Regions from separate parts of the Mus musculus genome. Here region 1 is linked to region 2. Evidence: chromatin loops called from intact Hi-C (ENCODE). Cell type or tissue: gastrocnemius. All regions are shown on one strand. Links, peaks and the distances in the headings refer to the core of each region. The heading gives the core; the rest is flanking DNA.

The links. A loop is a pair of places that touch in the nucleus more often than their neighbours do. Peaks named below come from ENCODE experiments on the same cell type or tissue, not always from the same donor. Only the 100,000 strongest peaks of a DNase experiment are listed, where the experiment ranks them.
Region 1: a loop joins it to region 2, with 2.1 times the contacts of the local background. A loop is called at or near these places in 5 of 42 quality-filtered maps.

What each region holds. Positions count from the first base shown.
Region 1 is chr11:31,818,990-31,831,480 of GRCm38, reverse strand. It overlaps D630024D03Rik (RIKEN cDNA D630024D03 gene), which reads left to right and starts at 6,934. Exons shown (of 4, transcript NR_102314.1): 1 at 6,934-7,188. It overlaps Gm39675 (a long non-coding RNA gene), which reads left to right. Exons shown (of 2, transcript XR_872346.3): 2 at 1-1,016. In gastrocnemius, for the core only: no CTCF peak of the experiment used is centred there; DNase peaks (open chromatin) are centred at 3,323 and 6,618; H3K4me3 peaks cover 836 bases; H3K27ac peaks cover 7,768 bases.
Region 2 is chr11:31,760,401-31,772,891 of GRCm38, reverse strand. No RefSeq gene overlaps it. Among named protein-coding and RNA genes, the nearest start is that of Gm39674, 15 kb to the right of the region's middle. In gastrocnemius, for the core only: no CTCF peak of the experiment used is centred there; DNase peaks (open chromatin) are centred at 2,385, 4,552 and 4,855; H3K4me3 peaks cover 463 bases; H3K27ac peaks cover 7,509 bases.

The DNA.
Region 1 (12,491 bases), core at 2,143-10,142, 58 kb before region 2:
GTAAGGTGCTTTAAATGAAAATGAGATGGGCTGTATGTTTTTATCTGCGCTCCACAGTTCTTTGAAATGTAAAGGACAGTCTCATCAATGTTAAAGAGCTGCAAAGTGGAACAATTCCTTGAAACTCCAAAGGGACAGAAACATTAGTTTGAAAGAGTATGAGGCGGTGGTATTCATGCTCATACACAAGGCATGCATGTGAGGGCTGCACACATGTACACACACACACACACACACACACACACACACACACACACACACACACACACACACACACCTCTGTTCCCACTTTGACTTTGATGAGCACCTGATCAATACCCGAAGGCCTCTCCAGCCTAAACTGAAGCTTCTCTTGCCAGAAAACCAAAGTTCCCATCCATTAATCATTGTCTAGTCCCTACCAGGCCAAAAATAGACCATGTGCCTGCAAAGATGTCTCAGGAAGCTGCCAGGGGCCTCCGGGAATAGCTAGTGTGAGCAGGAAAGACATAAATTATCCTGAGATGGAGAAGAGGCCTAGAAAGTGGGAAGCCACTGCCAGTGCCTTTATCTAAAACAGTCTGATTTGGGGATGGGGGGTGAGGGGACACATAGAAGTCATAGTGAGGACGGTGCCACTTCCTGGTTCACCCTGAGTTGGAATTAGAACAGTGGCTCCCTGTTTTTGTCTTCTCTGGGAGGCAGAGTGTGATCACAAGTGAAGCATGCTGACCAACCCAAAGTCACTGGCTCTCGGTTTGCTGGTGGGTCAGGAATTCTCTGGAACCCCGCTTTTGTTTTGCATTAGTCCTCTGAGAGCTTGGCACTAATCCTTCTGCAAGCATTCAAGCAGAGTGAACTGGAAAAATGTCAGGAAGAACACAGGGCATATAAAGAGCTTAATTAATTTAGTGAGAGCGCCGCCCCCCCTCCCATAACTCAAGCAGACTTTTATTGACCTGTTTCATGGTTGCTGTTTCGTTCTCATACTAACTGATCAGGACCTTATGGGTTATTAAAGAGGACAGTCAGCCTGACAAAGGTGGGTGTGTTCTCTGCTTGTTCAGTGGCATATTAAAGGACCAAATCCTGAATGTCAGCACAATGCTGGTATTGTTACCACAAGATGGTAACCCAGGCTACCACGGCTGCCCACAGTAACCTGGTGATAGAACTTTTAATTTGGTCACTCTTATTTTGTTTTCAGCATGGCACGGGGTCACGTGAACTGAGCTGTGCTCTCTATAAGTAGAAATCTCATCATCCCTCCTTCTTGGGACAATTCCTCAAAAGGACCAGAGGACCTCCTCATGCAAGGGGGAGGAGCAGTCAACATATGGGTGTGTCATGTTTAATTCCAGTCCCCAAGTCGCCTGGGCATCCTCTGTCTTGTGATATGCATCTTGTCATGAAAAGGAGGGCAGTGGTGATGCCCACTATGCTCATGTGGAACCCAGGCTGTGTCTGCACAGAGGTGTCCTACCCCATTCAAGAAACTCCCATGTCTCTTATGACCCATGGAGGAAACCTAGATGTTTTCTCTGATGTTCAGGCCTGTTCCCACTCTGGCCACAAAGCACTTCCCATTCCCTCCCCTTTGTTTACTCCACCCCACTAGACCCCAAGCCCCCTGAGTGGCTTTTGGTGGGTTTTTTAACAAACGCCTATCTCTTTACTTTAGAGCATCATTCCCTGTATGTATTCAAAAGAAAAAAAAAAGTCACTACTTTCCAGTCATTATGAAGTTGAAAATGAGGTAATATATGAAAATAATGCATATTTTCTCAATAGTAATTGACACAAATCATTTTCACTAGATTTTATTGTGTACTTTCTTATATGCTGGCCATTGTTCTAAACATCTTACACACTTTATATTGAACTCTTACAAAAAGCTGTATGAATAAGCCGGTTACTTAGCAAAACCTATTCATAAAGCAACAGTGATGAAATCTCAGGGATTTAAAATGCTCACTTCATGCTCAATGTCCTTTATGATCTGAAGGGGCCTCTAGGCACTGTAAGGCAAGCTGACCTCTAATGTCCAAGGCCTGTGCTGTGTCAGTTAACTTTCCTCTACTGTAACAAAATCCCTGAACCAATCAATTTACAAAGAGGAAAGTTAGCCAGGCAGTGGTGGCGCATGCCTTTAATCCCAGCACTTGGGAGGCAGAGGCAGGCAGATTTCTGAGTTCAAGGCCAGCCTAGTCTACAGAGTGAGTTCCAGAACAGCCAGAGCTACACAGAGAAACCCTGTCTCTTAAAAAACAGAAAACAAAACAAGACAAAAACAGAGGAAAGTTTGTTTTGCCTCAAGGTTTTGGAGGATTCGGGACACTTGCTTTGGTACTGCAGCAAGGCAGTGCACCACGGTGGGAACATCTGTCAGAGGAAATCCACCCACCCTCTGGCTGTCAATGAAGGAGGAGAGACCAGGGGTCACAATAGCTTTGGCGGCACACTCCCTGTGACCTAAGGACTCCTAGCATGCCCTCACAGCTCCCAATATTAGCAAGCTGGGAACCAAGGCTTGACACACAGCCCTTTGTGGAGACTTGAGAACTAAACTATAGCACACATCTAGGAACTCAAGTTCTGTCTGGAAATGACTCATACTAACCCTGCATAGTTCCTGGGCCCAAGGTATCTTGGATATAGGTATGGCGAGTCAGAGTCATACCTATCTAAGTACAAAGGTCAAAAAATGAGAACTAAGTAATTTAAATGTGGCTTTTGTGAAGTAGGGCAGAGGTCATTGACCTGGGTCTATAAAGGGTCTAGAAGTGATGATTTAGAGTTGGAAGCTACAGCTACTTGCTACAGGCAAACAGCCCCAGACAAGGTATAGATAAGCAGGCCTGTGTGTACTCAGGCCACACTGCATGGTAGGTCCTAGTTTGTTAATCCTTACTTGAGCGTTCTTTGCTCTTGACCTCAAGGTCACCTGAAACTTGGAAAATTGAGAACTGAACTAATATGCATGGTAACCCTTCTCTGTTAAATGCCTCCCTGATCAGCCCCCCTTCTGGTCAGGATTAAAGGATTTGCACAGACTCCAATGGGTCACTTCCCTGTCCAGCAGCCAAGGTCAAGGATAACCCGCCTTTCACTGGGGCCTGGCTAATTATTACTGTACAGGTTTAAGAGAGTGAAAGACCTATAATTTTCTTCCTAAAAATGACAACAGGAGCCCTAAGGACTAAACAAGCCACTGCTGACCCCTATCAACTGCATGGCTTCTAATGGCACAGCCACCGAGGGGGCAGTGACAACAGGCCTGTGCTACCCAGCTGGCAAAGTCAGTGGGAAGCTCTGGGCCATCCAACCCAGACCTTGTTTTTCCAGCTGATGCTGCCTGTGTCAGCTAATTCCTGTTTAGAAATGCATTCCAGGGCAGCTGGGTCTTTAAAGTCACACTGCTTGCTCACTGAGTTATTCAAACCCAGATGGCTTTGCGCTAACATGACCAGGAGATTGCTGGCCTGGCTTAGAAATTGCTCGAATGCCATAGAATCTGGATTTCCAACTGAGAACACAAGGCCTGGAGTATATTTGTGGCCTTGTTCCTATGTGACTCCAGTTCTAAGAGGCAAGGCTATGAGTTGGGGTGAGTGTAGGAGAAAATGGAGGCCTTACTGACTGCCACACATCTGAGAGGCACCTTATCCTCACCCATCCCTCATGCAACCTCAGTTTCCATGTGATGAAAACTAAACCAAGGCCAGTGTCATATGGTGTTGCCAGGAGGGTAGCAATGTGTGGGTTTTTGAAAGATCGCACGCGCGCGCGCACACACACACACACACACACACACACACACACACACACACACACACACACTCATGAATGAATGGCAGTCATCATGGAAGCAAGAAGGCCTGAGAATTAATCAAGCTAAAAGTAGCTGGGACCTGGCTCTGGGGAACTGGCAGAATCCAACCTAAACTGGGCTTCCCAGTGCTAACTGGGAATTAAACAGGAGAAACAACCTGAAAGGTGTGAAGAAGCATCTAGGGGAGCCTGCCTGCCTACCGGAGCCTTGCTAAATACTGCTCTCCCTAGGAGCCTGCAGGGGACAGGTCAGTGAGGCAGCTGATTGCACTGGACAAGGAAGCTGGGGCACCCAGGAGAGGCCTGGGGAGACCCATGGCCGGGCATCAGGGCTATGATGTACCGGAAGAGACTTGCATCAACTGACCCATGGATCCTCAGCAGCTGAGTAGCAGTTAGAGAACTGGAAGTTTACAGCCAATCGTTTCAAAAACCATGGGTGGGCACTGTCGACTCCCTGAGGATTTCCATTCTCCTTTTAGATTAGAAAGCTAATCTAGCCCACCTGCTGTGGTTAATGATAAAGTCACTGTCACCTATATCCTCCTTCAAAACCAAGACTGGACACCCCATTTACAGTCACATAACTAAATGTGGGTCACAGTTAAATTGACCATGGTAAAAATGGCAAGGCACACAAAGACCAGAATTAACTCAAACCAAGTGCGTAGTGGGTCTGCGGTGTTTCTGGCGTGGCAACCTCACTGCAGACTTGGTTCTGAGCTCTTTGTACAGCTCATGAGTTCACTCGGCAGGGTGCTGCTGACCGACATCAGAAACACCTCAGCTCACGTCTGAGACCGCTGTGTTCTCGTTCCCATGTTTGTACTGTGCAGACAAAACTTTCTTCTCTCACAAGAACAGAATGGTTTAAGTGAAAAACAAACAAACAAACAAAACAAAACCCCAAAGGCTTCAGATGTACCCTCCCACCACATCTCAGCATGCTCGCAGCCAATCAGAACAGCGTTGGCTTTCACGCAGCCAATCAGAACAGCTCTGGTTTATGCTGTGATACGGAGTTTGATTATAAAGTTTGCTGTTTGGGTTAAATTAACGTCACATTTGAGTTTCATGTTTTAAAAGTATTCAATGAATTTTGTATTGGGATTAGGCCAGAATTCCCAGCAAGCTGTGAAATGGCCCTAAACATTGTTCTGCCTTGTTTTATTACCAACTTATGTGGATTGGCGTTCTCATCATTCACGACTATAAAATCAAAATATTGACCAACTCTGAACAATACTGAAGGTTCTCTGTGTACCTTGACATCAGCACTCCAGCCAAGAAGTAATTTTCTGTGTAAGAATACACAAGCAAATCTTTTTGTTTTTGTTTTTGTTTTTCGAGACATCTTTAAGCAACAGTATAATTATTTGTGTATAACTGGTAAGAATTATTTTAAAATAAATTAAGTTATGATTTACTATCAGTAAATGCTTGATTTTTAACCTAATTTATATACCTAGGGTTTTTCAAGTACAGGGGCTAAAGGGATGGCTCAGTGGTTCAGATCATTTGCTGTTCTTCCAGGGGCCCCAGTTTCAATTCCCAGCAGTCACATGATAATTCAAAGCCATTCATAACTCCAGTTTCAGGATATCTGACTCCTGCTGGCTTCTGAGGACACCAGGCATACAAACAGTATGCATACATGCATACAAAACGCTCATACACATAAAAAAACAAACCTAAAATATGTGTTTATGTGTACATGAGTGTGTGTGTGTGTGTGTGTGTGTGTGTGTGTGTGTGTGTGTGTGTTTTGAAGACTCTCAAGTGCAAAGTCGTAAGTGGTTAGAAAGCTCAGATCTAGACAGCAGGATGGTAGCAGGCCAGAAACAACTGTCTAACCGCTGGCTGCTTTCTCTGACTTCTCGGGGGGCTGAGCATGGGGCTCACTGGTGCGTGTATGCTTAAGAAGTATGAGGTCTCCAGAACCCCAAAGAGGGTAAATAGATACTGCAATTGGAGGGCTGTGGCTATATTTAAACAGAAGGTGGAGGCAATATTCTGAGCTACCTCCGAGGTGGAAATACATTGGTTCCCTCCCATACCCTCCAACTCTAGACCCAGCATCTCTACCAAGAGAGGAAGTTTATCTCCCAAGCCAAAAGACCAAATATAAGCACTGTTTTTGCCTGACTTGCTTGTAAAAAAAATCTCAACTTCTGACCCAGACATCTCCTGGCTGTGTGTCCTTGGGCCCTCTCTGAGCTTGGACTACCATTCCCACTCTCCCAAAACTGAAACCAGGGTAGAATTGGGAATCTTTTTGAAGACTGTGAAGTGATAGATGGGTGTAAGGTTTTAAGCAGAAAAATATTATTTACTTGTTAAGCAGATTAAGACAGAGAACTCCAAATTGATAACAGGTATGTCTCTATTACTCTTCAAAGGACAGAGAGAAATCACCAGCAGACACCATGGGGACCTGGAAGCCCCTGGTTGTTCATAGCTTCACTACTGTTTAGTAGGCATAGGTCAGGTGGGGTCGGAAAGTCTCCTCTGAAATGTGCAGTCAGTTGTGTTCCAGGCAAACTCAACAATCATTAGCCATGTACTCTTGTTTATTCTGCCCCAGCCTGGAATTTGGCCTCTTACAAAACCCCAGCTTCAGGAGAACAGGTTGGGCCAAAGTGTGTCAAGGTGGCCTCCCAGGAAGATGCCGTGTGTTTGCTCAGCAGATGCCAAGTCACGCCCAGCACAGTGAGCCAGATGACCTCTGTAGACACCTATCTGAGAGCTGGGACCGACCCCCGGGACACTCCTTTCAAATCTGGGTGGCTCCACAGCTGTGTTGGATGGCAGGATGCCATGGTAACCACAGCGGTTTTTTGGCTTAGTCATCTGTCATTGGAACATCTCACGCAAACTGAGCAAAATGTGAAAATTGTGAAACTATGAGAATGGAGCAGCCACGTGCCATATTCACCTGCTATGCAGGGCTTCACCCTCTGCCCTCGGGAGATCAGGGGTGGAACACCCAGGCCAGGGATTCAACATAGATTTTGAGGGACACATGTACTGCTTGAGGCATATCTGTGTTCACGAATGGAAAATGCTCAAAACCGTCTCCCTGGCTACCCACAGTCACGTGCCCTGCTCTGATTTTTCCAGGGCAGGGAGTGCGACCTCGCTGCTGAGTTAGCCTGGCTCTTGAGCCGGGCTGATAGAAACTCCCCCAATCCCCACTTGTTTCTGTGTTTAGGGTTTGGCAAACTGGTGTTTTCACTCTCAGGGGCTAGCTCCATTTGTCTGGCCACTTTTCTGACTACAGTGCTGGGTACTGCACCTTTACAACAAGGCTGTGAGGGCTGAGCACTCAGAGGCAGAGGCTGGGGGATCCCTGAGTTCAAGGCTACCCAGGGCTACGCAGTAAGTATCTCAAAAACTCAAATAATAGTAATAATTTTTTTAAAAACTAGAATAAAGTTCTTGGGTTTTAGCAAATGTGGGAGGTGAGAATATTCATATGCTACCCTGGGGGAAATAGCTGAGCCTATTTCCAGTTGGGGTAACAAAACAGGTGTCCGGTTTTCCATCTCTCTTTCAAACTTTCCTACCTTAAGGAAAGGGCATTCAGAAGCCTCATCAAGGCAATTTTGTTGGAAAATTTGGTCTCATTTTCTGAAGCTAAAGCTAGATAATGCTTTGTTCAGCAATACCGTGTTTAGCTGTCCTCATGGGATGGGTGGAAAACAAGGGGGCTTTCTGGACCTGTTTACCTGTAGCATAAAGCCTTAGTATGCTTTGTGCTAGAACCTCCAAGTAGTTGAATTTCAGTTGGGGATTTTGTTGTAATTCTCTTTGCTTTTCCTCCTCCCCACCTTTTACCAAGTATAATCTGCTCTATGACTCTCCCTAGCCGTATCCCAGATTAATTGGGTCAGATGCTGGGGTGAGGCCAGCAGTGTGTGACGAGCCTTGGTGGAGAGAAAGAAGACTGTGGCCTTCAGGCACAAAGGCAGGAATATTGCAACCCCCATTCCGTACAAGCAGCAGCCCCCACTAATGACAATGGGTTCCACGAAAGCCACACTCTGGAAGAGGTACCCAAGTGGGGCTAGCCACAGAGCTGGAAGACTGTCTCAAAACCACACAAGGCCGTATGATTCTAGAATGCAAGTGGTAGCTGTTCGCCCATGTAGTTCGCCCATGTTCGTCCTTGCAGTTCCAACTCATCTTCAGCTCTACTGAAAGCTGACAGCTCAGTCTTGAAAACCCAAAGCTCTGCTCCTGCTATCAGGAGGATTCCTGCATCCATTTATTGTATCCTCCATTCCAGACTGGACTCCTAAACCATGCCACGCCCTATCTGGGCACCAGGGCTAACAAGGTAACTAAGAAATGATTGTCACTTGCAGGAAGCTCATGCAATAGTCACCTTGGGCCTCAGGGAGAGATGCAGTGAGACAGGGTCAGTCTAGATTAGGTGAGCAGAGACCCTTGGAATCCTTGGGAAACAGGTGGGCGGGAACTGCTAGTAGACAGAGGTGAGCTGGGATTTTTCAGGGTTGCAGCATTGTGGTTCAAATGCCTCCTTTCCTCCATTGCTGTTTCTTCATTGTCGGTTTCCATGGAACCCACATTCTCAATATTTGTTTGAATACTACTGTGGTCTCATTTCCTTCGAATCAGCTGAGCTCTGACAGGCACAGGGGGGTGATTCCCTGAGTCATCTCTGAGGGATGATAATGTCAGGACACTTTTGGGGAATGGAAACGGGTGGCATATGATTTTGCAGGGCCTTCTAACCATGGAGCCTCGGGGTCTACTTGGGCCTCTCGCTCCTTGCACAGCTCAGTGTTGGATCCGTTAGGAATGGCTTTGGCTACAGTTAGCTGATGCGTAACCTCATTTATAGCCAGAGTCTAGAGCGGGCAGCTGGTAGCCTTGCTTCCGAGGCTTACAAATGTCAGGCCACTGACTCAAATTCCCTTGGCCTCTTTCCTCATATTTATCTCTCAGAGTCACATGATACCAGCCAGAGCTGCCCAGTGGCATGAGTAACCAAACCATTGCTACTCAGGAGGGTAAGGTTGTGAATAGCATGTTCAAGGTCAACCTGGGCTATAGTGCAAGAGGAGCCAGAGCAGATCGTCGAGGCCCTGTCTCAGAATAAAAAGCAAGAAGTGCTGGACTGGGCATGAGGCTTGTGGGTAGAGTGCTGCCTGGGTTTGTAAGGTTCCTGGCAAACAGCGAAGCCTTCAGTGCCCTCGTAGCACCTGTTCTAGGCAGGTTGAAGGTGGGCGTGTTACCAGAGCAGGGCCCAGTTAGTTTTTAAAATGAGGTAAACAAAAACTTCCCTGGAAGCTCTCGGCACACTTCCTTTTAAGCCCCACTGGTCAAAGCTGTATCACATCACCTTAAGGGATTGCTGGAGGAAATACCAGTGGCAGGCAATTACCTCCAACTCACAGATCCGCCAGCAAACCTGGGTCTGCCGCGGTTGCTAGGGAACAGCAGCTGTGGCAACAGTAGAAAGCCAACTCTGGACATTCCACCCACAAGCACCACCTCTAGTGTTGTCACGAGTTAGCCTACACCTGTGCAGGATGCTGCTGTGCTATTTCCTTGTCCACACAGCAGAATGGTCCCAGGTACTCAGTACCCTAGCTATTCTGTGCCACTCTGACCACAGGAAAAAGGTTGTGAAATCAAACGGCCTGCTTAATAACGCTGGCTCCAAAGTGGGCCAAGAGAGAGGTGGATGGAGGCGGTCTCTTGCTGGGGTCCTGCCATGGTTGCTTCAGGACACTAACACAGAGGGATGGGAGTGTCCAGAAAAGAGTAACCGTGTGACACAGCCCTTGGTGGGCTCTATAGGACACTAACTACCTCAGGGTTCCCAGCAGCCATGTGGTTGCGCCCCACAGCAGTTCAGGACTGGATCTGAGCTTTATTTTTCACAAAGCATGTTCATGAGCAGAGTGGCTTTAACTGACGATGTGGGGGTTGGGGGAGCAGAGGAAGAGGAACCACTCCCCTGTACATGCGCTGCCCACAGTCTTGCTTTCTCCTAAGTCACCCCTTTCCCACCTCTGTTAACTTCCTCCCTCCTTCCCAAGTCCCCAGGGACTTCATATCCTTTCCCCTCTGTGATGCAAACATTGCTATGGTTTAGGTGTGATCAGACTGTACCCCAAGGGTTCTTACATTAAAAGCCCAGTTCCCAGAATGAGGACATTAAGAGGCAGAGGTGGTGGGTGGGGGGGTCGTGTCAGAAGGAAGCAGGGTAATTCTGTGGTGTTTTAATAGTTCTTGTGAGCATGACTTGTCCCTTCCTGTGCTGTCTTCCTGTCTGTCATGTGGGTTTCATGGCTGTCACAAAGATGGGACATAGCCAGAGAGGCTGCTGTCAGAGCCTTGCCATTCAGTCTTTCAGTCTGTACCCTGTGAACTACATGAACCTCTCTTCTTTATAAAGTACCCAAATTCCATCATTTCCTTGTTGTAGGTAAACAGACATGGGTAGCGTACGGTAGCAGCTGGTGTTTAAGACAGATAGAAACCGAGGTGATGATCCTGCTACACTCTTCACATCGTGGACTGCCTGGTCTAGTCTGGTACCCAGATGGGGTCTGCCCAAGGATGCTTGGTGTCATCTGGCTTTGGTGCAGTGTGGCCACCCATTGCTGAACTCCACAGTTCTCAAATCTATTCACACTAGCCTTTCTCAGGCACTCGGTGTCCCACGCTGAAGCCCAAGGAACTGCAGATATCTCTCACGCTGTGCACCATTGCCCTCATTAGCTTCTTCCTCCAGCAAACACTGTACTGTAGTCCCTGCACCATGGTTGTGGGCAGCTGGCACCAGGTTCCCTTTCTGCCCTGCCAGGGCCATGTTCTCAACCCCTCCCTGATGCTTCTGCCATACCCCCTTCCAGAGTCCCCACCCCTAGAGCTGGAAAAGCCAGATCCTGTGTGGCTGGTTGGCCTTGTCATCCCGCTGCCATCTTCTCTGATCAACAGCCATGAAGTGGGGGGTTGGGGCACACAAGAAGAGCAGAGCCTTTTCCCACACCTCCTCTAGTTCAGGACTTCCCCCAGGTTGACCCTCTCCCTCTATCCTGGGGTGAACTTCCACGGATGCTGTGGTTTGAATGTCTCTGTCTGTCCTCCCCTGCCCCCGCTCCACAGTCATGTGGTGGAAGTGTAATGTGCAGCACACATTCATGGTGGCTGGAGGTGTCACCTGTGAGATGACTGAGATTAGGTGAGGTCATGAGGGTGGACCCATGATGGCCAAGTGCAGGAAGACACATCTGGGTTGGCATACATGTCTGATTTCTGTTACCACACCAGGAGGGCTCCCCACATGTTAGGCAGGTGCTGGTGCCAGGCTCCTAGACTTGCAACGCCGTGAGGCATGAGGCAAACAAACTGTTCTTCTTTATAAATGGCCCTGTCTTAGGGATTCTCTCACATCAACAAGAAATGCTTCCTTTTCCCCTCCTGCCTGGCGACTGGGCACTCTCCCCATCAGACAACATATCAAAATAAGTCAAAACTGAACAATGGGGAAGTTCTACTTCAGCCCATTCTGACAAACTACATTAAGTCATAACACCTGGTGTGTGAATCCATTGACAAGAACTTGGCAGAGAGCTGACAAGAGTGCTCATAGCCCTTGAACCAGGCTGGATGACCCGGAAGTAATTCCTGAGGGGCAGAACTGTCAGGTGTATGTTTGTTGTAGTGATGCCTGTGATAGCTCCAAATTGATAGCTGAGAAATCAAATGACAGGGAAGGGTGAGTGAGATCACAACACCTAGAAGCAGGATGATGTCATGCAGCCATTAGGAGTTATGGGAAAATTAGGCAATCGCAAGCATCAGGGGTGCTTGGACTGTGATGCTCAGTCACAAAGGTGGAAAGTACCAACTCTTCTTTCTACAAGTTCTCAAAAAACCCCTCTATTTCTGCCAGCCAGATCCCATCTTCATGATCCAGGCCTGTTCCATCCTCTCAGCTTGCTGGTCTTGTGAGCTAGAGTCTTAGTACACAGCGCTCGTTGGTGGAAATGTCCACATCTGGCTCTGTTCACATCTGTTCCCTGCTGCCTTGTACTTAATAAAGACGTGCTAAATTCGGGAGTCAAGGGAAGGAGTTCAGCTACTGTTCCAAGAACACTAAACAGCTGTACTTGTGACCAGCATAATTCTGCATGTATTATTTTGCATTATTTTATCCTGAAATAATATATGCGATTGATACCATTGCTATTCTGCTCGTATTCATGAAAACTGTAGCTCAGAGGATCTGTCAAGGGTTCAAGTCGGTCTAAGTCTGTGCACTTGTTAAAGGGAAGAGAGAAGATGGGATCTGAATCCAAGTCTGATCGGGTCCAATTGCTTTATTTCAAGCTGACTCTCTCACGTGCTCTCTCTCTCTCTCTCTCTCTCTCTCTCTCTCTCTGTGTGTGTGTGTGTGTGTGTGTGTGTGTGTGTGTGTGCACGCACATACTTGTACACCTATGACAATACTGAGAGGGAGAAAATGTGGCAAAGCAAAGCTTGATATATTTCTCTTGAGCAAGCAGGCAGATTTTCCCCTTTTGTATTTTTGTTTGTTTGTTTGTTTGTTTTTTGTTTTTTGTTTTTTTTTGAGACAGGGTTTCTCTGTATAGCCCTGGCTGTCCTGGAACTCACTTTGTAGACCAGGCTGGCCTCGAACT
Region 2 (12,491 bases), core at 1,587-9,586:
ACTGTCCACATCAAGAGTCCTCTCATAGAATAGAAGTGCGGATCCTTGTCTGAATCTTTGTGTGGCTTATGCCACTGTCATCTGGAAACTGACAGGACTCTGGAGTAGGAAGCAAATCCTTACAACTGTGTTTAGGATTCAGGAATTTTATCTTCAAATTCCCAGGACCTTAGCTTCCCTAAACATGTACTTTGTACCTTTTGAGTTAAATAAAAAAAGTATAGGCTGGTACTGTAGCTCAGTGGTAGAGAGCCTGCGTGCATGCATGATGCCCTGGGTTCAATGAAGCACTGGCTTAAATTCCCAGTGCTCAAAAAGCAAAACAAAACAAAAAAAAAAACATTATTATGTCTCTTAGTTTGGTTTCTGCAGCTGTGACAGACACCAAAACCAACTTGTGAGAGAGGGGTTTATTTCAACTCTTAAAATAATTATTATTTGTTTGTTTATTTATGATTTTATTATTTATTATTATTCATGTCTGGGTGCATCATGTGCATGCCTGGCTCCCATGGAGGTCAGAAGAGAGCATTGGATCCACTGGGACTGGAGCTACAGACGGTTATGAACTGTCATGTGGGTGCTGGAAATTTCCCAGGGTCCTCTGCAGGAGTAGTCAGTTCTGAGTCATCTCTCCAGCCTTGAAGCTTACAGTCAGGGGCAGAACTTAGCGGTAGAGCCTGAAGGCAGGAACTCAAGCAGAGACCACAGAAGAATGCTGGCTAATGGCTTTTTTTCCATGGTTTGTTTAGCCTGCTATCCTACACCCAGGACCACCTGCCTAGGTGCGGCACCACCCACAGTGGGCAGGGCCTTTTCACACCAATCAGTAATCAGGAAAATCCCCGCAGACGTGCCCACATGCCAATCTGATGTAGGCAGCTCCTCAATTGGCAGCCCCTCTTCTCCTATGTCTCTAGTTTGTGTTAAGTTGTCAAACACAAACTAGCATATGTCATGTGTTCATATGAATTGGATATTCACAACCTCCAGAGCTCTGGTCTGCCTCAAAGGGAGGTGACAAGACAGGCTGGCCAGGTCTACAGGTACAAAATGAGGCCACCTCACTCCATAGGCTTTAGTTCTGGTGCCTCTGAGTCTCAGTTCAGGACTTTAGTCAGTTTCTCACTGCCGTGACAGTGAGACCTGTAGGTCAGACAGTCCAGTCCACCAGTAGCTATTGGCCAGAGGCAACAAGACAGGTGGCCCACAGGCTGGCTGTCTCTGCCTAATTCATGTCATCCTGTTGAGTGCCATCTGGCTGTCAGCTTCTTGATTCTCTAACTGTCCCTCCTCAAGGACCCTCTTAAAGGCACAGACAGATTCACTGGTGGTGTCTTTCAAGGGCCTTTACTCAGCCTTTCTGGGGCAAGGCTCACAAAGAAAAGGGCCAGCACAAAGCGGGCATAGGGTTTCAAGAGCCATGCTGCCTCGGGTGAAGTATCTAAAGAATTACTTGTTTTGAGTTCCCCCACCCCTGAAGTGCTGTCCCCTCTGTGGGCCTTGTGGAACGTGGAGACTGGCCTTATCTGGTTTGTGATTCTCCTTTGCCCCAGGAGAGACTGGAAAAACACTCTTTCGAGGAGCTGATGGGAAATTGACCCACATTAGCACAACACTGGTCTGTGCTGAATCGGGACAGGAAGGTCCATTTCAAAGAGGAAAAATAAATGTTCTTTGTAACCAGGCCAAGGCTAAACATGCCTTCTCTCTATTGGTCCAGATCTGTGCCACCTCCCACTGCATCCGTAGGTGTGCTGAAAGCAGGCTGGAGACTTTTATAGAGACTGTCGCTGTCACCATGGCACTGGGTGCTGTACTCTGCTGTATCAAAATGTCAAAGGAAGAAAGCATAAACACGGGGCCTTTCGATCTGCAGGCATTGCTGGGTGCTTCTATGTGTGTCTGCCTCTGCATTCAATGTCAGCAGTAATGTGATCAGCCAGGAAAGCTAGCTTCTCCGCAGATCTCAGGAACTCACAGCCAGGCCAGCCATGCCCCGTGATTTAATTTCCCTCACAACAGCCTTGCAACACTATAATCCTCATTTTGTCTGTTCAGGGATTAGGCTCATCCATGTGCATCCAGGGTTTGGAATGGAAAGTGTGGGATTTTAAGACAAATTAATGAAAGATTTATTCCTGGAAACTGGGAATTGAGCTGAGGGAGGCAGCAGAGGCGGCGGGGCATCTGAGACTAGCCACAGAGAAACTCTGTAGCCAGCTGTTAGCTTACCAGGCACTGAGCACAGAAAGGAAATGTCAGAGTCCAGCAGGACAGCAGTGTGGAGGGGCCTAGGCCTGGAATGGACCAGGCTGGACTGAGTGGTGGCATCTGCTCTAGGTTCAGAGGTTTATGCTGGCAGGGGTTTGTATTTCTTATGCTTACACCAGCCAAACGGACTGGGCTGGGCTCCAGGATGAGGTCAAATGTGGGTGGGTCTCTTTCACATGCTCTCTCTGGCTTGAACAACAAATGTGTTTCCTCATGGTGCCACTCAGCTTTCCATCTCTGTGACAAGTGCCACCCCCCCCAAAAAAAACCACCCTGAAAAGAGAAAACTCCATTTTATCTCATGGTTTCAGAAGCTACAACCCAGGGTGGCTTGGTCTTATCATCCAGGGCCCATGGGAGACAGCCCAGTACATCACGATGACAAGGGTACATGGAAGAAGATGACAAGGTACCTCAGGAAAGATAGGAAGAAAACATACACACACACACACACACACACACACACACACACACACACACACACACACACAGAGGGGGGGCAACATCGCAATATTCCCCCCAAAGGGCTTGTCCCCAATGTCTTAAATTCTCTAGGTCTCACCTCCTAAGAGTCCCACAACTTCCCAATAGCCCAGCAGCTGGATAGTAACTCATCAACACAGGAGGTTTGAGGGGATGTGAAAGATCTAAACCAAGGCCGATGGGGTGACCCACTGGGTAAGGTGCTTGCTGCTAACCCTGATGGTGTGAGTTCCATCCTTGGGACTGACATGTTGAAAGGAAGAATTGACTCCTGCAAGTTAGTCCTCCACTCTGTCCTCCACAGATGAACCATCCCTCCCCTCCCATCCCCATCCCCCCCCCCATATCCCTCAGTAAATGTCAGTTTAAAAATGACAACAACAAGAAGCCATACAGCTGGGGCTGTAGCTTAGTCTGCCTAGTCCATGCAACGTCCTGAGTTCATTCCCCAGCACCATCAGAAAAAAAGGAAATCCAAACCAAAATACCCATCAGAAATGAAAGCTGCACAGGTGACCATGATGAACTCCATGTCAGCGTCATGAGAGATAAATCCATTGATGTCGAGACAATGGGACATTGAGTGGTTTGAACACATTATCCAGTATAAGAGACTGGAGAACTAGAAAAAAACATTCCAACCTGCCATATTTCCCAGAAGAAACAGAATATCAACACAAAAGAGGAAGAAATGCAGGTAGAAACCAACTGTGTCCCACCCCAGAGTTTGGTGCAGTGTCCAACTGTACAAGCTGAGGAGGTTTCTGTGTGCTGGAGGGGTGCCGTCTGTTTGGGGGATTGCTTAGTGCAATGGGGTCAGGACTGGAAGGGTGCTGGGCAGGGGGTGGTAGATTGATTGGACAGAGGCAAGTTCTGCTGGAGACTTCAGAATTCTTCTTTAATGTCATAGTCAAGCCTGGCAGTGGTGGCACACACCTTTAATTCCAGCACTCAAGAGGCAGAGGCAGGTGGATCTCTTTGAGTTTGAGGCCAGCCTGGTCCACAGAGTGAGTTCCAGGACAGCAGAGGCTACACACAGAAACCCTGCCTGGGGGAAAAAATAGTCATGGTCAAATTCAGGGAAATGACAGATTTGGAGGTCACAAACTAACTTTGGGTTCTGAAACACTCAAAACCCTAAAATATTGTGAGTAGCACGTATGAAAGATGGAGTCACACGATTTCCTTGGTAGCAGTTGTCACAGACCCTGTCCATTGGAATCCCAAACCTGACCATGTGGATGCAAGGTCTCGGTTCTAGATCCTAGAATGTCACCCCTACAAAATGAGACCAAGTAGCTGGTTGATGCCTCTGTGGTTAAGAAGAGCATTGGATCCACAAATATGAGGACCTCAGTTCAGATCCCAATACCTAAGTGAAAAGCAAGAAAACTTGGCGTGGCTGTGAATGTGGCTGTGTGCCTATAACAGCAGCACGGTGTGGGGCTGAGAAAGGAGAATCAGAGGGGTGCCAGTTGTCAGCCTAACTCTGGTTTCAGGTATAGATCCCTGGCTCAAAGGAAGAAGGCAGCAGTGACAGACCAGGACATTTGGTATCCTCCTCTGGCATTCGTAGATAGGCACTGGTATATGTATAACACACACACATGAATACACATGCACACACATAAACACACACACATATGCATACACATGCACAGACACATCCACACACATGACCACAGATTCACACACACAACCGCAGATTCACAGTGGGAGAACACTAAAGAGCTCCAAGTGCTTTGATGCCCACACTCGGTTGCCTTGGTAGCAGCAGCAGATGTGCCCATCGTTTGCAGTTCTCACTGACTAATGGCCACTCTTTGAGCATGCCCAATGGAGAAACTAACAGAGCCAGGGTTCAGATAGAAGATGAAGTGTCTGCTAGTCCCTGCTGTAGACTGAATTAGACCACGTGACCTTCAGCATCTCACTTTGACAAGGGGTAACAAAAGGTAATGTGTCTAGTGAACTTGCCGTGCCAGGAACTGTCTACTGAGAAGCTGGGTAGAATGAGAGAGCTCAGAAAGCCAGAGGCAGGCGCTGGGAGGAGTGCTTTCCTTTTGAGAACACAGGCTGGGGGTTTAGGCCCAGAGTGGAGAGATGAGAACTGACCACCTGCAGAGCACCACATGCTGTCTTGTCTTGGGGATTTCCACCAGTTTTCTCAGCGGCTCCCTCCTTGTATGGCCCTGGGCCATTCCACTTCCCTGGGTCAAAGTTTTGATCCCATAAAAATGCTAAATAAGACGTGACAGGGTACAAGGTGCTCTGGCTCAGTGTGCGGTGAGAGCCAGGGAAAGAACAACAGCAGTGTGAATGAGATGTGCAAGCCATGCCATGTCAATAACACACATTCACTTACGGCCAGTGGTTCTCAACCTCCCTAAAGCTGCAACCCTTTAATGCAGTTCCTCATGTTGTGGTGACCCCCAACCATAAAATTATTTTCATTGCTACTCCACAACTGCAATATTGCTATGGTTATTATTCGTGATGTAAAAATCTGTGCTTTCCAATGTTCCTAGTCAACCCTTGTGAAAGAGACATTCAGCCCCCGAGGGGTTGAGACCCATAGGTTGAGAAACATTGACTTAAAGCTATCTCAGTTCCCCTACAAGATTGGGGTGGAGGACAGAAGGAAGGCGGGAGGGAGGGAAGAAAGAAGGGAAGTGTTACAGGTACCTACCCTCTTGTCCATAAGGACGGGAGGGAAGGAGGATGCAGAGGAAAGGGGCAAGTTTTCTTTCAAGGACCTAGTAAATTGGGGGTTATCATCCCTCACTCTCTGAGTAGACGCTGCCTTAGTAAACTATAATTTATGAAACCTTAGGCAAGTTCCTTTCCCTGTCTGTGCCTCTGTTTCTTCATCTGAAAAAATGAAGGCAACGGTGAAAGCATCTCTGGTGAACGTGAAGCATTGTTATGACATTGTAAAAGGACAACTTAGCAAACCAGAGCCTCGTCTATTCCATTAGAACGCATGTTTTAAAAGGTATCATACAGTGTATTTCTTTAAACAAATGAATAACGTCCTTGGGAGGCTGAGGCAGGAGGATTGCCATTGTTTCAAGGCTTTCCTGCACAACAAAGGCAAATGGCAGGCTAGCCTGGGCTACAGAGCAAGACCAGTCTCAAATAAAAAGTAAATAAACCAAAATTTCAACATTGTCAGTGTCTAATGTATGAATTCATTTTCACTTAGCTTCCTCCTGCTGAGGTGAGTCTGGGCAGTATTAACAGACCTCACAGTTACAGGTTGTTCTGAGGTACATTGGAAGGGGAGGTGCCGGGAAAGAGGAAGAGAAAGAATTCCTAGGGAACTTCAGACCATGGGATTCACCGCAAGGGCAGCCAGTAGGCCTGTCAGGTCAGCATCCAGGAACATGGCGGAACTGAACACAGGAGGAGGATGGGGGACTTGGAACATGGCATTTTCCCCAGAGAGTTTGCAGGTGACGGGGTTCTAAGCCTCTAACCCAAATTCTCCCTTTATGGCCTGTGGTTCCCCGGCACTGTTCTGAGATGGTGCCATTAACAAGGGCCAAAAGCTACTTAGCCTATGAAGGTAAAGCCGAGATAGGACAAGTCCCCAGGTCCCCGGCTGCCTTCCAGCTCCTCTCAGGAGCAGCTCAGGTTTCTGGCCCCAGTGAATGACTTACTAACTGGAGCCTCTCCAAGCCTATCCAGTTGCACTCCCAGTTGCTGCCAGTCAGGGGCTCTTGAGGAGGTCAGTCTTGGGGCTCTCTCCTGTCTGCCACCCACCCCGTTTGAAGTAGATCCAGGGGAACCCTGAATTTGCCAGTAGCTTTTGTTATTTCATTTTGCTTTTATTTCTACTCTGTTACTTGAGCAAATCACTGAGCCTCTTCCAAGCCTCAATCTTCCTATTAGTGTGGGATAAAAAGATACCAGAGGACGGAGGGAACTGAGTCACAGTGGTTTGCCCCATTCTTGTTCTTGGCTAGCTTGCGGTAAGAGCTTTGTAAACATTGGCTACTCTGATCAATCATGCCCACCCCTGATGGTTAAGGTGTGTGTCCCTCTGAGATAGAATTCCTTGTTCAATTGGAAAAGGTTGTCTTTGTCAAACCTCAATGGAGTAGGGAAATGGCGTATTGTCCATTCAGTTCTTCAAGATTTGGGCTTTGGGTCCAGATTAGTGATTTCTTCTGGATCACTGGCTGGTGGCGATGCTGAATAGAACCCAGGCCTTTGAGTGCCCATTCCTGCCATTGCTCTCTCTAGTGTCTTCGCATACACCTGACCCCGTTGTGCTGAGGACCACACCCACACACAGAACAGAGAATCATGCACGCAGCTGCTTTTATTTTTCTTTGTCCTACTCTCCTGCAATGCATTGTGGGAAACTCCTCTCTGCTCCAGGAAGAACCTGAGCCAATTAACATGTTTCTTGCTTTTTAATGTCAAAAAACCACATCATCATGGCTTCCTCTCCAAATATTTGGTTTGCCCTTAAACTTTAGCTCTGAGCCTCAGTCATGGCTGCTTTTCTTCCGTTCAAAGGAGAACAGAAAAAACATGTCATCCCCCCTGCCCCTCCACACGCACACATTCTCTCTCCCTCTCTGTCTCTCTCTCTCTCCCTCCCTCCGTCTCTCTCTCTCTCTTAGTGTGTGTGTGTGTACATGTTTGCAATGTGCATTGTGTGCACACATGCATGTGTATGTGAAAACCAAGGCAGGTATGTATGGACTGGGACCTCATCTCTGGACCAGAAAGACCAGAGTTCAAGGGCCAGCTCTGCCTCAAGCTGCCTTTGAGACCTTGGATTTCCCTGGACCCTCTCATTTGGGATAATTCTACTACCCTGGGCTCTGTCAGATATGAAATGATTGGCAGTCCCTGTCTGACATAGTGTCGGTTACCATGAGAAAATTTCCCTTGGTGGCATTTAAGGAAGGTCCAATCCCCCTGTATTTCCAGCTTTCTGTTATCAGGACAAGGTACCTGAGCTAATCAGCAGAGGTTTCCCTGCATGGCAACGGAAATATCTCAGGAAATGCAACAAATGGACTCTCAAAAGGATCTCGGAGCTGGCTAGAGATGCCAGGTCTATTGTAATTAAAAGGCAAGTTCAGAGACTATGTCCCTTCACTTCTATTGCTGTGATGAAACACTAAGACCAAAATAAGAATTTATTTCAGCTTGCAGATCCATCACTGGGGGTAGCCAAGGCTGGAACCTGGAGTCAGGAACTGAAGTAAAGGCCGTGGTGGAATGAACGCTGCTTGGTCCTCATGGCTTGCTCAGGCTGCTTTCTCGTACAGCCCAGGACTGCCTGCTTGGAGGCAGTGCTGCCCCCAGTGGGATGGGTCATCCTCTATCAATTAGCAATCAAGAAAATGCCCCACAGACTTGCCTGTGGGCGACTTGATAGACAGAAGTGTTTCCTCAGGGGAGGCTCTTCTTTGCATCCAACTCTAGCTTGTGTCAAACTGACAAAAACTAGTCAGGGCAGCAGTAAAGCCAAGCCAAGTCAGGATGGGTTCATTATAAGGCTCGTGTGAGCTATCTGGAGGAGGCTGTGTTGGTGCTTACCACAGATATCCCCTCCACCTCCTGAACCTGCAACAAGGCCTCACAGCCAGCAAAGTGGCAGTTCTTCACCCAGACCTGGAAGAGAAGCCACGATGGGCCCTTGGCATGGCAGATGCAGAGACTCTCAGGAGTGCAGAGCTCAGCTGGTTTTGCCAGGACAACTGGTTCAGTGCTCTGGGCCCCTTTCTTCTCTCTCTTTCCTGCTTTGATAAGAAACTTCTGAAATGAACAGCTTTATTCAAACTGAGGGTCTGGCACCAGATGTGTACGCTGAGGGCATATCATAACTGCCCCCAGGTATAGTTGAGGAGCAGGTTTTTTATTATCCTACCTGACGTGTAATGATATCTGATTTTAAAGCTAAGAAGTGTTTATTTCTGGAATCTTCCATCCACTAATTTTGGACTGTGGTTCACCATGAGTAAGCCAACTCCTATAAAAGGAAAACAGGCGAGAAGGGGAAGCAACTAGGACAAGAATAGTGACTGTGAGCATCAAAGGCCCCGACAGGGACCTCTTGTGTATGTTCACTTGAAAGAGCAGATGACTGAGGAGATTTCAAACTTAAGTCTACCTGACTCTTTGCCCATAGCAACCTACATACCCACACATCTACCCTGCTGGCTTCAAGTGCCAACTGCTGATCCCCAGGGATCCCACAGTGTTATTCATAGAGGGCATCTGAGGACTGCTGGAGCAATCCCAGAGAGCTTCCTAGAGGAGGTGGGCCTGGAGCCTCCCAGGATGAAAGACTAGGATTCTGTATTTGTGGCTGGATCTGCTGCTCTAGCAATGATAGTGGGTCAAGTACTCTAGTCATCACTAGAACCTGGGGGAAAGAGACAGACCTCAGAGAGAGATTATAAACTCTCAATGCACAGATCAGGTGGGAGGCTCCAGTTTCTGCCACTTACAAGCTGCCGGATGGGAATAAAGTCAGGCACTGCAGAGCACGATCGATGGTAGTAGGAATTGAATTAGAACACACAACACAATATATGCTCATAAATATGGCATGCTTTTAACGAAGACATTCATGAGAAATTGGGTACAAACCATTTTCGAGAACAATGTAGCCACTCAGAATTTTAAAAATGCACATACCTCTAGTCCAATGCTCCCCCTTCGAGAGCTTAGCCCTGGGGCTAGGGAGAGAGCTCAGTTGATAAAGCTTGAGAATCTGAGATCAAATCCACCACCTCCCTGTAAAAAACAAGCCAACCAACAAACAACAAAACCAAGCTCAGATGGCAGGGGTGGGGCAGAGGCTGGAAGACCATGCTCACTGGCTAGCCAATCGGTGAGTTCCAGATTCAGTGCGTGACCACGTCTCAAAAAAAAAAATAGTGGAGAAGCAATTGAGGAAGACAGCTGCGGTCCACCTTCCCTCCACATGCCAAATGCATGTCTACACATGTGCATAACCTCTATAATACTCACTAACACACACAAAAGAATTTAGTCCCTGCTCAGGCAAGGGTGCTGAGGGGGCAGATCAGGGTGCTAACAGCAAAACCCTAGGAGAGGATCAACTCAAAGGTGTTGTCAGGGGACTGTCAAGTCCACCAATCAAAGCATCGGCCACAGAAGACAGTGATTGCATGAAGTTGTTCCAGGAGACATTCAGGGCACAGATACAGAATGAGGACCAAGATTTATTGTCATGCAAAAAAGCAAGTTGGTCAAGAACTGTATACATCTAAAGTCATCTGCATTTGTTTTTAAATAAAGGCTTAGAAATAGTCTAAAAAGATTCTTGAGCAACTCCTAGCAGTGACGGTTCTATGGCATGGCCTCTTAGCCAGGCCAGTTCTGCCATGCAGCTTCCCTGAGAGAGCTGGCCATTTCTGTGGCTATGGCAACAAACAAACAAACAAACAAACAAACAAAAAACAGTGGCAGGATCACTGGCATCTAGGGGCTAAGACACTTCCAAACATGGTAGCCCCAGCTTCCAAACACAGTAGCCCCAGCAGCAAAGAATCGTCTTGACCTCGAGTGTACCTTGACAGAGGCTAAGAACCTTCAGGCGGTTCAAAGAGGAGGAACAGGGTTGATCGTGGATATGAGACTATTTTAATCTCCTGTGTCTGTGGCTCCTGGAAGCAGCAAGAAGAAAGCCTTGCTCTGAGCAGTAAGATGTGAACTGCAGGCATGCAGCAGAGGCTCAACACCAGTCCTTGCTCTGAGCTGCTGTTTCTGCCTCTGCAGAAAGACCTGCAGAGACATCTCCTCATAGGGGCTGCCTGCCTCCGTACCTTACCTGTAGGTCACCCCACAGGGGCCACCTAGTGTGGCGGAGAATGTGTGGGAGCGCCTTCCCAAGCCCAGCGCCAGCAGAAGCAGGAAAGCATGTTGTACTCTGGGACCCTGGAATCTGCCTCCAAGAGGCAAGAGGCTGAAGTTCCAACATGGCTTCTTGGTAAATAGGTAAATATCCTGTAACAATGGGCCTGCTGAACACTAAACAGAGGTGTGCCCACCTGGGAACTATATATATGTGTAGAGGAGTTCCCATCTTGCCTCTTTCTAGAGAACAATCCCGTCTGCTGGGGAAAACACAGATTCTAAAATGATTGACAACGAAATCCATGCCTAAAATGTGGTGGTTTCAATGTGTCTTTCTGAAGTTCAAGTGCTATAAACTCACCCTGCCTCCCCACACCACCCCAAATTTATATGCCAGTATCATGGGAGGTGAGGTCTCTGGCAGACAATTAGTATCAGATGAGGGCCTGAGAGTGGTGCCAGCAAGACAGAACTGATGGCTTTAGAAGAAAGGGAAGAACCAGACTGTGTTTTCCCGTCTGTCATGAGGTGCCATGTACCATTCAGGAGGCAGCACAAGGCCTTCACCAGATGCCAGGTCAATTCTTAGACCACTCAGCTTCTGGACTGTGAGCCAAATAAACCTGTTCTTTTAGAATTACCAGACTCGGGTACTTTGTTACAGCAACAGAAAACGGACTAAGAAACAGGGATAGTTGCTACTGGCACCTTCCTGCACATGCATTTTATGCAACTTCATTCACAGATATTGCAAATGTCACTGTGGAAAGAGATGAGGGGTGGGGGGAATTAAGAGTCTCATAACTCTAGAGCCTGGCCATCTGCCTCTGGGTAACTCTGACAATTGAGTCCCTGACTAGCTTGGGAGGCAGCAACAATTACTACCAAAATACGCGTCTTCTGGCCTCCCACCCCCACCCGTGCACACACTGGTTATTCTTATGCTGAAGATGAAGGGTCCCTAGCTGCTTTTCAGAACTGGGGCACATCTGATAGAGACATTCTGAGTTTGGGTTGTCACATTCTTGCCTGAGAAAGAGTTCAGCAACTTCACTTCCCCTGCGAGCGGGGCCTTGAATTTGACTTTACAAGTTTCTGGCAGGCATGGTTAAGGTGGAGCAGCTAAATGTCCTATGCAGTACTTGAGACTTACTTACTCCTTAAAAATTACTTGTTATTTATCTGAAATTGAGCATTTAATATTTTCATTTGTTTAAATCTAACAAGCTGGAGGTCCAGGCAGGAAGCGGGAACTCACTTGCATGGGTCTGAGCAGCTGGCATCGAGAGTAAAATGCTCTTCTTTTGCTCCATTGAGAGTCTTGTTTGCTTACCGTGAAAAATTGGATTCTGCGGGAAGCCTCAGTGGGAGATGCTTCTGAAAGTTCCAGAAAGTCTTGGGCTCTTGGGGCCTACCCAATCTACTTGGGAAAGGCTCTTCTGGAATCTATTTGATGAGTTTAAACTCCAGGCCATAGAGTTCAGGCTTCAAGACACCTCTTTGTTATAATCCCATTTGAAGCCCTAGTGAATCTGTAAGCCTGAGAAATCATTATTATCATGGGGTTGCAAACCGTGTGGGACTTGGAAGCACCCAAACCTGGGCAGAGGAAGCCCCTCCTCCTTTAGGGAGACTGACAGTTTATCTGGTTACTGAACACCTGCCATATACCCAGTCACACTGAGCATACTTCACCCTTACACCAACATCCTGGGCCAGGCCGCACAATGAGTTCTCTACAAAGGAGGCAAGAAGGCTCAGAGAGGTGGGCTCACTCCTTTGAGGTCATTCAGCTAAGAAATGGCAACAAAAGGATTTGAGCCGCTAGTTGAGTTTCTCTCTGCTGTCAGGGTGGCAGGCAAGACTGTGAGGCCCTGGGGCTG